Regions from separate parts of the Homo sapiens genome. Here regions 2 and 3 are each linked to region 1. Evidence: chromatin contacts called from ENCODE Hi-C or POLR2A ChIA-PET data. All regions are on one chromosome and are shown on one strand. Each heading gives the region's core, a stretch centred on a gene start or an enhancer-like site at or near the end of the contact. The rest is flanking DNA. Distances are from core to core; before and after follow the strand shown.

What was found. A loop is a pair of places that touch in the nucleus more often than their neighbours do. ChIA-PET counts read pairs that join two places held with the same protein, here RNA polymerase II (POLR2A). Pooled maps may share reads with other maps.
Region 2: a loop to region 1 is called in a map of naive thymus-derived CD4-positive, alpha-beta T cell, with 17 times the contacts of the local background. The contact joins the promoter of CHAC1 here to the promoter of MGA in region 1. A Hi-C loop is called at or near these places in 1 of 168 maps with a recorded cell type or tissue (naive thymus-derived CD4-positive, alpha-beta T cell), 2 of 37 single-sample maps with no recorded cell type and 7 of 50 pooled maps.
Region 3: a loop to region 1 is called in a map of tibial artery, with 7 times the contacts of the local background. The contact joins the promoter of DNAJC17 here to the promoter of MGA in region 1. A Hi-C loop is called at or near these places in 1 of 168 maps with a recorded cell type or tissue (tibial artery), 2 of 37 single-sample maps with no recorded cell type and 6 of 50 pooled maps. POLR2A ChIA-PET finds 5 or more read pairs at or near these places in 3 of 52 experiments (Panc1, activated CD4-positive, alpha-beta T cell and naive thymus-derived CD4-positive, alpha-beta T cell).

Annotation. Positions count from the first base shown.
Region 1 is chr15:41,659,082-41,661,983 of GRCh38, reverse strand. It overlaps MGA (MAX dimerization protein MGA), which reads right to left and starts at 1,579. Exons shown (of 24, transcript NM_001400225.1): 1 at 1,459-1,579.
Region 2 is chr15:40,952,208-40,955,077 of GRCh38, reverse strand. CHAC1 (ChaC glutathione specific gamma-glutamylcyclotransferase 1) reads right to left here and starts at 1,607. Exons shown (of 3, transcript NM_024111.6): 1 at 1,264-1,607; 2 at 815-850. The coding sequence starts at 1,494. RefSeq lists a silencer at 1,874-2,133 and an enhancer at 1,805-2,398.
Region 3 is chr15:40,805,800-40,808,768 of GRCh38, reverse strand. It overlaps DNAJC17 (DnaJ heat shock protein family (Hsp40) member C17), which reads left to right and starts at 1,296. Exons shown (of 11, transcript NM_018163.3): 1 at 1,296-1,400. The coding sequence starts at 1,323. ZFYVE19 (zinc finger FYVE-type containing 19) reads right to left here and starts at 1,680. Exons shown (of 11, transcript NM_001077268.2): 1 at 901-1,680. The coding sequence starts at 1,179. RefSeq lists enhancers at 648-697, 1,328-1,377, 1,418-1,467, 1,928-2,017.

The sequences.
Region 1 (2,902 bases), core at 330-2,829:
CAAGAACCACGTGAAAAAATGCCGCAAGGAAAGCTCTTCCGGGGAAGAGTCCCGACAGATCACGTGCCGCCGGCCGGAACCCGATGATCGCTCTGCGGGACCCAGCCGCGTTCTGTTACCTTGGAGACTACAGAACCAGCCACCAGACCCTCCCCTGCCAACCCCCTTCCCAGCAGCCGTCACGCCGCCCCCAGGCACTTTCCCTGCAGCCTAGCCGCGGCATCGTGCCCAAAAAGAACGAACAGAGCAAGCAGTTGTTAACCAGGGACTCAGCCGCATAAGCCTGGCAAGCTCTACAACAACACGCGCGGGTGGGCTCGAGACTTCTCATGATCCACGTGTTTGCTCCGGCGAGGCGAACCTTGGGAAAGTTATCTTCCCAATAAAAGAGTGCACTTTGGTTTCTCGTGTTGGTCTGCCATCAGTAACCCCTCCTTTCAGACCTCATTTACCCGTTCCTGCTTCCACCCCGGCCAGAGAAAGAAGGCATTCCCAGGGTTCGAAAGGCAAGGCAAAAATCTGTACAGCAAGACACTACCACTTTTGCACTCCCGACCCAGTCTGAAACGATCCCTAGTTTCCCCATATTCTTCTGACACATAGATCCCTCAACTTTGGCTACTGGAGCTTTGGGGGGGCGGTGGGGGGGTGATGTTAATGTCCCAGATACCTTGCACTGAGGGCAGAGACCTACTTGACCATTTAACAGAAACGGGAAACCCCATAAACAGAACTAGGTAAAAGGCTGCCCCACAGAGGAATAAAGAAAATAACACCTGCTCTTCCCACCTGTTTTCCCCTCCCTCATTTCTGCACTTACACACCACCGGTCCTTTGTTTACCAAGTCCCCACTCCTACAGCTCACTTCCTCGCCCTCCTTTATTAAACTTGACGTCCTGCCTCAAACAATTTGGCCGGAAATTACTTGTTAGAAAAGACGTTTGCACAGGTGTCAAAACGCTGCGCCAAGTTCTCAGAAAAGCGACGCCGACACCGTTTCCCTTGGAGTTCTAGAACCACGAGACCTAGGCTCTAAACTGAAAAGCGCGTAAGCGTGGCTCTCGACCTAGAGCCCGGCGCCGGGCGAGAAGTCGTCACGCGGACCGTACCACGCGGAGCGGCACCCCACACACGCGAGGGCAGGGCCGAGCCATGGGCGCTTCTCACCCCTCCCGCCTCGTGGCCGCTCTCTCTGGCGTCGATGTTCCCAGTTAGGTAGCTGAGCGACGCGGAAGTGAGGCCGGGGACGCGCGCGAGGTGACATGCGCAGCCTCGCTCAGGGACCACAGGGGCGCGCCAAAGGCGGCCCTGCGCAAGGCCCGGCCTGGCGAGGGCGTGCGAAGCTCTCTCAGCGGAACGTTTCTCACGCCGTTCAAATACACAAGAGCTTCAAACTCTCGAAAAACTCCAATCGGGCCAGTACTAAGCGATGCCCTCCACCCAGGCCCGAGAGTTACCGTGCGGGGCGTGGCCGGCCTCACCCGGAGTCCTTCACATCCCGCTGGGGGCGGGTTATTCTGTTCGGTTCGCACACCGTGTGTCCGCTCCAGCTGAAGAGCCTGCGCGCGCGCACCGGACGTCCACGTCACCGCGCACGCGCTCCTACCCGCTCGGAGCCCGCCGCGCAGGCGCAAAAGGAGACGCGAGCAGCACCTCCCTGACCCCTCCCCCAACACCAGGAGTCCAAACGGCCCCAGAGCAGCAGCAAGACCCTTGGGACCCGCCCCCCGAGTGGAAGCCGCTGCTTTTCCGGGTCCCTGCAACCCAGAAAAGCCTACTGAAGGTTCTAGAACCAAGAAAGGCGAGGCAGGAGGGAGGCACCTAAACTCCTCAGGCTTGCACACGAAGCCTTCGTGGAAACTGTGAAACCAATGCCCGGCGGGCCTTTCTCAACTGTGCCTTTCACCCTTTCCCTAGGGCTCCTCGCCGGCTCCGCCCCGGCCGCGCCCAGCCCCACCCACACGGGGCTCCGCAGACCCCCAACCTCCACAAGCCCGTCAAATGAATCTGAGGTCTTCCACCCCGGAGTACCGGGGCTTGGACAGCTCCAGAGCATTGGGAAACCTTGAAGCCAAAGACCTTGAGAGACGGATGGTCGAGTTTACAACATCCACAACCGAAGACGACTAGGAAAATGGGGAGGAGACCGAAAGACTCAGTGCGCAGTTGGAAAGCGAAGAGTTGCCACTAAATTGCCGGATATAAAGATGAAAGATATCTTGATAAAACAGGGAAACGATGCAGGAGTGTGTTATCTAAGCTTTAGTGCCTTGATCCTGTGCATTCAATTTTTGTTTCTTCAAGACATTTAAGCTATGAGGTGCAAAGAAAGTATTAGTGAATATCTATTATGTGTCAGGCAGTTGCTGAAGTAAATCAATGGACAGTATTTCTCCTAACCTTCAAAAAGTAGTTTTCTTTCTCCTTCTCTACTCCTTACCAGCTGTTCTTTCTTCTGTGCTCCTGACACCAGTAAAAAGGAAGCGTAGTTTCTTAAAAGGCAAAAAAGAAGTAGGGAGTAGGAGAGCAGATTTTGTGGTCAATGATCCAAAACTGCCTTCTTTGATAAGAATTAGCAAGCACTGAGAACCTACTACGTGACATGCTATGTGACAATACAAAACACTATGAAGGAGAATGAGAAGACTAAGGAAGGAGTCAACAGAAGGAGGCTTATCCAACACTACTGATCTGACCTACTTTTTACTTAGGAAGGTCATATTTCTCTACACTTTGCTCTTCCTGAGGAGATATACAACAACATTGACAGAAACTGCTGGAATAGTCTGAACTAGAAAACGTGTAGGCTACTTTAGAGACTTCTGAAGGCATTCTGAAACCCCAAGTCAGGCACGGTCAGCAAGAGCATTCAAGATCCTAGGCAAAATTGAAAAGTAACAG
Region 2 (2,870 bases), core at 358-2,857, 710 kb after region 1:
CTACTAAAAATACAAAAATTAGCCAGGCATGGTGGCGTACGCCTGTAACCCAGCTACTCGGGAGGGTGAGGCAGTAGAATCGTTTGAACCCAGGAGGTGGAGGTTGCAGTGACTTCAGCCTGGGTGACAAGGGTAAGACTCCGTCTTAAAAAAAAAAAAAAAGGCATAGTTGAGGCCAGGTGCAGTAGCTCATGCCTGTAATCCCAGCATTTTGGGAGGCTGAGGGTGGGCAGATCACTTGAGATCAGGAGTTCCAGACCAGCCTGGCCAATATGGTGAAACTCCGTCTCTACTAAAAATACAAAAATTAGCTGAGTGTGGTAGCGCATGCCTGTAATCCCAGCTACTCGGGAGGCTGAGGTGGGAGAATCGCTTGAATCTGGAAGGCAGATGTTGCAGTGAGCCAAGATTGCATCACTGCACTCCAGCCTGGGCAACAGAGCAAGACTCTGTCTCAAAAACAAACAAACAAAACAACAACAACAACAACAAAAAAAAAAAACAGTTGACAAAGTGGTCTAGTACCAGGGAAGACAGGATTCCTCCTCAAAGTGTGGTCCAGGATGTGGTGGCATCACCTGTAAGCTAGTTAGGAATGCTGTGTCTCAGGACCCATTCTCATGCTACTGAACTAAAATCTGCATTCTAACAAGATCCTCATGTGATTTGGTGAGAAGCACTGAGCTAGAACACGTTTCTACTCTGCCAGAGAAGCATCAGACAGAGCTAGCCTGCAGCCAAGAGCCTATGAGCTCTCTCTGCTGGTCCCCCTTCACACTGGGCCAGGGTTCCCCTTCATGATTCGGGCACTTACCTCATGATCTTCAAGGAGCGTCACCACACGGCCAGGCTAGGGAGGGAAGAAATATTTTGAAATAGACAAGTTAGAAATCAGCTCTGCCATCAGCAAGGAAACCTTTATCAATCCCGCTGACCCGGGCCTCCAAGTGCCCCACTCTGCATGCTGAGTCCCATTCATGCAGGGGAAGGTGGGGGAGCGATGCACGGATGTAGGAGAAACGTCCAGAAACACTGACATGTCAGTGGTCCCAGTTGGTGATCAACACAGGGATCCACAGGTTCACAGACTCCAGCCATCACAGTGATGCACTGGGCACATACATTTAAATGAGCCACAAACCCCAGACACAGGTTTACACATTTCTTTCTATTGGCCCAGAGAGCCCCGGACATTCCAGGGCACTGGCGCCCAGTATCCCGCCCCCAACCCCCTCACTCCCCTGGGCACGGTTGGATGCTCACCATCTTGTCGCTGCCCCGATGGAAGGTGTCTCCCTGCCAGAAACGGCGGCTGTAGCCGCGCACGAAGCCCACACGGCTGTCGCTGTAGGCGAAGTCGGGCCTCCACACCAGGGAGCCGTACCCGAAAATCCACAGCGCTTGAGGGTCGCCGTCGTTTCGGGGGAACTGAGCGGACGGCGTAGGGGACTGCGAGGTGGGCGGGGTGTTCGGGGCTGCAGACTCCTGCTTCATGGTGCCTGGCACAGGGATAGGCCCAGGCGGCCTCCGGGGCTGGTCTCCGGCGTGGGCACGGAAAGACCGACGGACGCACACACCTGGCCTGGCACCGCTCGGTAGCTCCAGCTGAGCGCCCCCCATGGAGGCGCCCTTTAAACCTTCTTGCCGGGAGACCACGCCCACCGCGGCCAGCTGCCGCGGTGATTGGGGTGGGGCAAATCCCCTTTTGGCCAATCAACTTCGGATTCTGCTTCTCACTTAACCGCGCCGCGGGCCCAGCGCGCCCGCTGATTGGTTCAGCTCCACCTCTGTGGCAAACCTGGCAGGAGTGATGCAACGGCAGGGGAGGTTTCTCCAGCGCCGGCATGCAGCAAGGGCGCCTCGGATTGCGTCAGGCGGCGGGCAGGGGGCACCCGCCGGGCCCAGGGCGGGCACCGGGCGGGCGTCTCCCCAGCCGCCCCCTCATGACCTGGGCCCCTTGGAGGTACGGCGAGCGAGTCCCAGGCGGTGTCAGCCCAGCCTTGCCGCTAGTGCATCTGGCCGAGTCCCTGCCAGCCTAGGCGGCACAGACTCAGTCCCAAGTCGAGTCCAGGGCACGTCCAGAAGGAGCGCTCTGGGCGTCGTAAACTTCCGTCTCTGGGGCCCCTCCTGAGATCATGCACTGCGGGAAAGCTGTCGGAGGCACCGTCCGCATTCCGCTCAAGTGCCTCACGCCGTTGGCCATTGTGAGCAAATGGAGAAACTGGGCCACGGGGCTGCAGGGGGTTCTGCAGAGACTGCGGGGCTGAGTTAGGTAGGCCAGGCGCCCGGAGCTTGCAGGCCTCACATGGGCTACGCCCCGGACCAGGTGTGGGACCCCTCGAGCCCAGGTAGGCTCGGGGAAGAGCCTGTTAGAGCGCTTGGACCGACCGGCAGTCACTTTGGAGGTGGTGGCTGCACCTGCGGAGAAAGGCTATAAAGATGCAAAAGCCAGGCTAGTCTTGCCCCCAAGGCGATGGGTTTAATTCTTCCTGGACGTGAGATTTTGCAGCAATGATTAATCCATAGGCACAAGGTTCCGGGAGCAGCGGGCAAGGAGGGCCCAGTGAGGCCCCCACAAGACTATGGCCAGCTACTGGTCTTCTCCCTCGGCTTCTGGCCTCCCAGCCGAGTCCACAGGCCGCCGGGGGTTGACCCAATACGCAGCAAGGGACTGCCCTCAGGGGATGTCACTGACTGTAAAAGGGAAACAGAGGCAGCTGAAGGCCTTCTCTCTAAACTGGCCAGGAGATGGCTGGCAGGGGCAATGTGCAACATGGCTTCTCATTCGATTCTAATTCAATATTTAAACTAAACGTGATCTTCACACTTCACATATTCATTCCGAAGGTGTCGCAGATATAAGTGGGAAA
Region 3 (2,969 bases), core at 47-2,546, 850 kb after region 1:
CTGCTCTTGCAGAGATGGAGGGAGGCTTGGCTCAGGATGGGCTAACAATAGCCTCCATTTATTAAGCACTTACTATGTGCCAGGCACTAAACCCAGTACTTAACATTCATCATGTGATTTATTCCTTACAATTTACACACATTATTTTACTTAATCTTGATGCCAACCGTGATTATCCTTATTTTGAGAGGGCCAGAGAGGTTACATAACTTATCCAAACCAAGGTCACCGCCTCAATAAGACAGCAGAGCTCAGATTTGAACGCTGACTCCAAAATCCAGGTTGGTGAATGCTGCACGGTCCTGCCTTCCTGCGTGACACTAATTTACTCCATCTAGTTCCCATCATCTCCTGGTCAGAATCCCTGGCCACAACTGAGGCAGAGGGAACCTGCAGTTTACCAGAGGAATCTGGCAGGTCTGTGATAGGGACAGGACAGTCAGCCTTCACCATGGTGCCCCGGAAGCAGGAGGAAGTGTGGTAATCTAACTCCAGCGACCTGGAGAAGGGCAGGCTGCGGGATGGGGAAGATTTCAGAGCAGAGGGAGTAACGGGCTTGGTGTGATGGACACCGCGCTTCGGAGGAGCAGGGTGGAGAGAAGAAAACCGCCAGATGCTACACTGGGCCGACAGAAAAGAGTAGCTTTGCAAAAACGACGGCAGCGCGCTTTACAGTTTATAGGGAACTCTCACCTAAAGCACTTCAGTGGACCCTCACATAAACCCTGAAAGCGAGAGAATGTTAGCCCCATTTTACAGAAATGGAAACTGAGGATCAATGACTTCATCAAAACCACACAGCTGGAAAGGAGCCGTAAGACCAAGTCTTTGGACGTTAAGTCCCGCGCTTTTCCCTCCTCTCCTCCCTGGCCCTGCAGCCCTCGGGGAGGGAAGACTCGCCTCCTTCTTGAAGAGGGTGAACTTGACAGCGCAGCCGTAGCACCTACTCTCCATGGTGGCTCCCAGCACCGCAGGGTCTGCAGAGCTGAGATCACGCCGGCCAAGTCCTGGGCCCCTTGGACCCTCACCCCAGCTCCGCCCTTCCCTTCCCTGCCCTGCCCCGCCCCACACGCCCACTGGCACTGTCCCGCCGCGACCTAGAGCAGGGAATCCGGACGCTCTCCTGCAGCCAGCGTACGGCAGCGGCGGCAACGGGGGCTGCTGGGAGTCGTAGTTCATTCACGACTGCCGGCCTCCCTCAGAGTCAGTCAAGCCTGACCCAGAACACAATTCCCAGAGGGCTAGGCGCCGCTCGGAGCCTGCAGTCCTCACGCGCGCTTAGACTCTTGGGAGTTGTAGTACGAATCCGTCAGGCCGGAACCATGGCAGTGACCAAGGAGCTCTTACAGATGGACCTGTACGCGCTGCTAGGCATTGAGGAGAAGGCAGCGGACAAAGAGGTGAGAACGGTGGCGAGGAAGGCTGATCTTGAGAGGTCTGGCGGTCCTTCCTGTCCTAGCGCCTCGGCCACTGCTGGCATCCGCTCTCCAGGTTCATTCGGGTCCTGGGCGGGGAGCGAGGGTCGGCGCTATGCCCTCCGCAGGCGGGCTCCCAGACATTTCCTGGACGGTCCGAGGGCCTCAAGAGGAAGCGGGGTACAGAGGGCTCTTCGCGCCGGGTGGCTGTGCTCTCCCCGTGGCCCCTGTCTCCTAGAGGCCGCGGGGCGAGGCAGCAAGGAACGCTAGCCTCCTCTGCGCCTGCGCAGTCTCGGCCTCCGTTTCCGCTTCTGCCTTGACTGTGACAAGAGGTGCCTCATTTCAGTCTCTTCTGCAGGCTGATTTAATTCTTCCACTAAGAGCCTAGAACGAAAGAAAAGTAAGATCTCAAAGCCTCTCCACTCCCTTTTCATGCCCCCTTGCCAATGTGACCGATGACCCTGCTGTCTCTATTTTCTTTTCCACTCAAGCCCATTGACTCTTTTCAAGTAGCTGATGCCCTTCTCAGCATGTGCTAGTTAGTGGGCTAAAAGCAGGAGGATCAGAAGGTTAAGGCAGATGGTATAGAGGTCCATGCTACCTTAGGTGGTGATAAAGATGCCAGGGAGTGAAACACTGATCAAGCTGGATTTAGGATTTCTTTTATCTCCCCCTGGATCATGGTGGTAGTTTTAACAATATACGAAGGAGAGGCGTTCATCAAATGAAAATTAGTGCCCAACTGAGCCGAGATCGCGCCACTGCACTCCATCCTGGGCGACAGAGCAAGACTCTTTCTCAAAAAAAGAAAGAAAGAAAGAAAATTAGTGTCTACTAGGCCGGGCGCGGTGGCTCACGCCTGTAATCTCAGCACTTTGGGAGGCCGAGGCGGGCGGATCATGTGGTCAGAAGTTCGAGACCAGCCTGACCAATATGCTGAAACCCCTTCTCTACTAAAAATACAAAAATTAGCCGGGCGTGGTGGCACACACCTGTAGTCCCAGCTACTTGGGAGGCTGAGGCAGGAGAATCACTGGAACCCGGGAGGCGGAGGTTGCAGTGAGCTGAGATTGCACCACTGCACTCCAGTCTGGGCGACAGAGCGAGACTGTCTCAAAAAAAAAAAAAAAAAAGGAAAAAAAAATAGTGCCCACTAATGTCCCAGTACTTCTGGGCTGCCCTGCTCATGGGGTGAGTGAGCTTTTGAGAAGAGGAAGCTCTGGGGCAGAAAATCAGAGAGACCCAGAGGGCCCTTGAGAAATGCTGTCAACCTGCACAAATCTGTCCCCTGCAGCCGCAGCTGAAATCAGAAATGGCCATGGGATGTCTATGAAGCATCAAAAGCATCTGCTCCACCTCTCTCGTGTTTCAATATTTTAGGATTAATAATTCCTAACATCTGTATAATGCTTACTATGTCCTAGACAGTATTTTTTTTTTCTGGATAGTATTCTAAGTGCTCTATGTTTACAAATTATTATTTTTTAAATTCTTTATTATTATTATTTTTTATTATTGTTTTTGAGACGGAGTCTCGCTCTGTGGCCCAGGCTG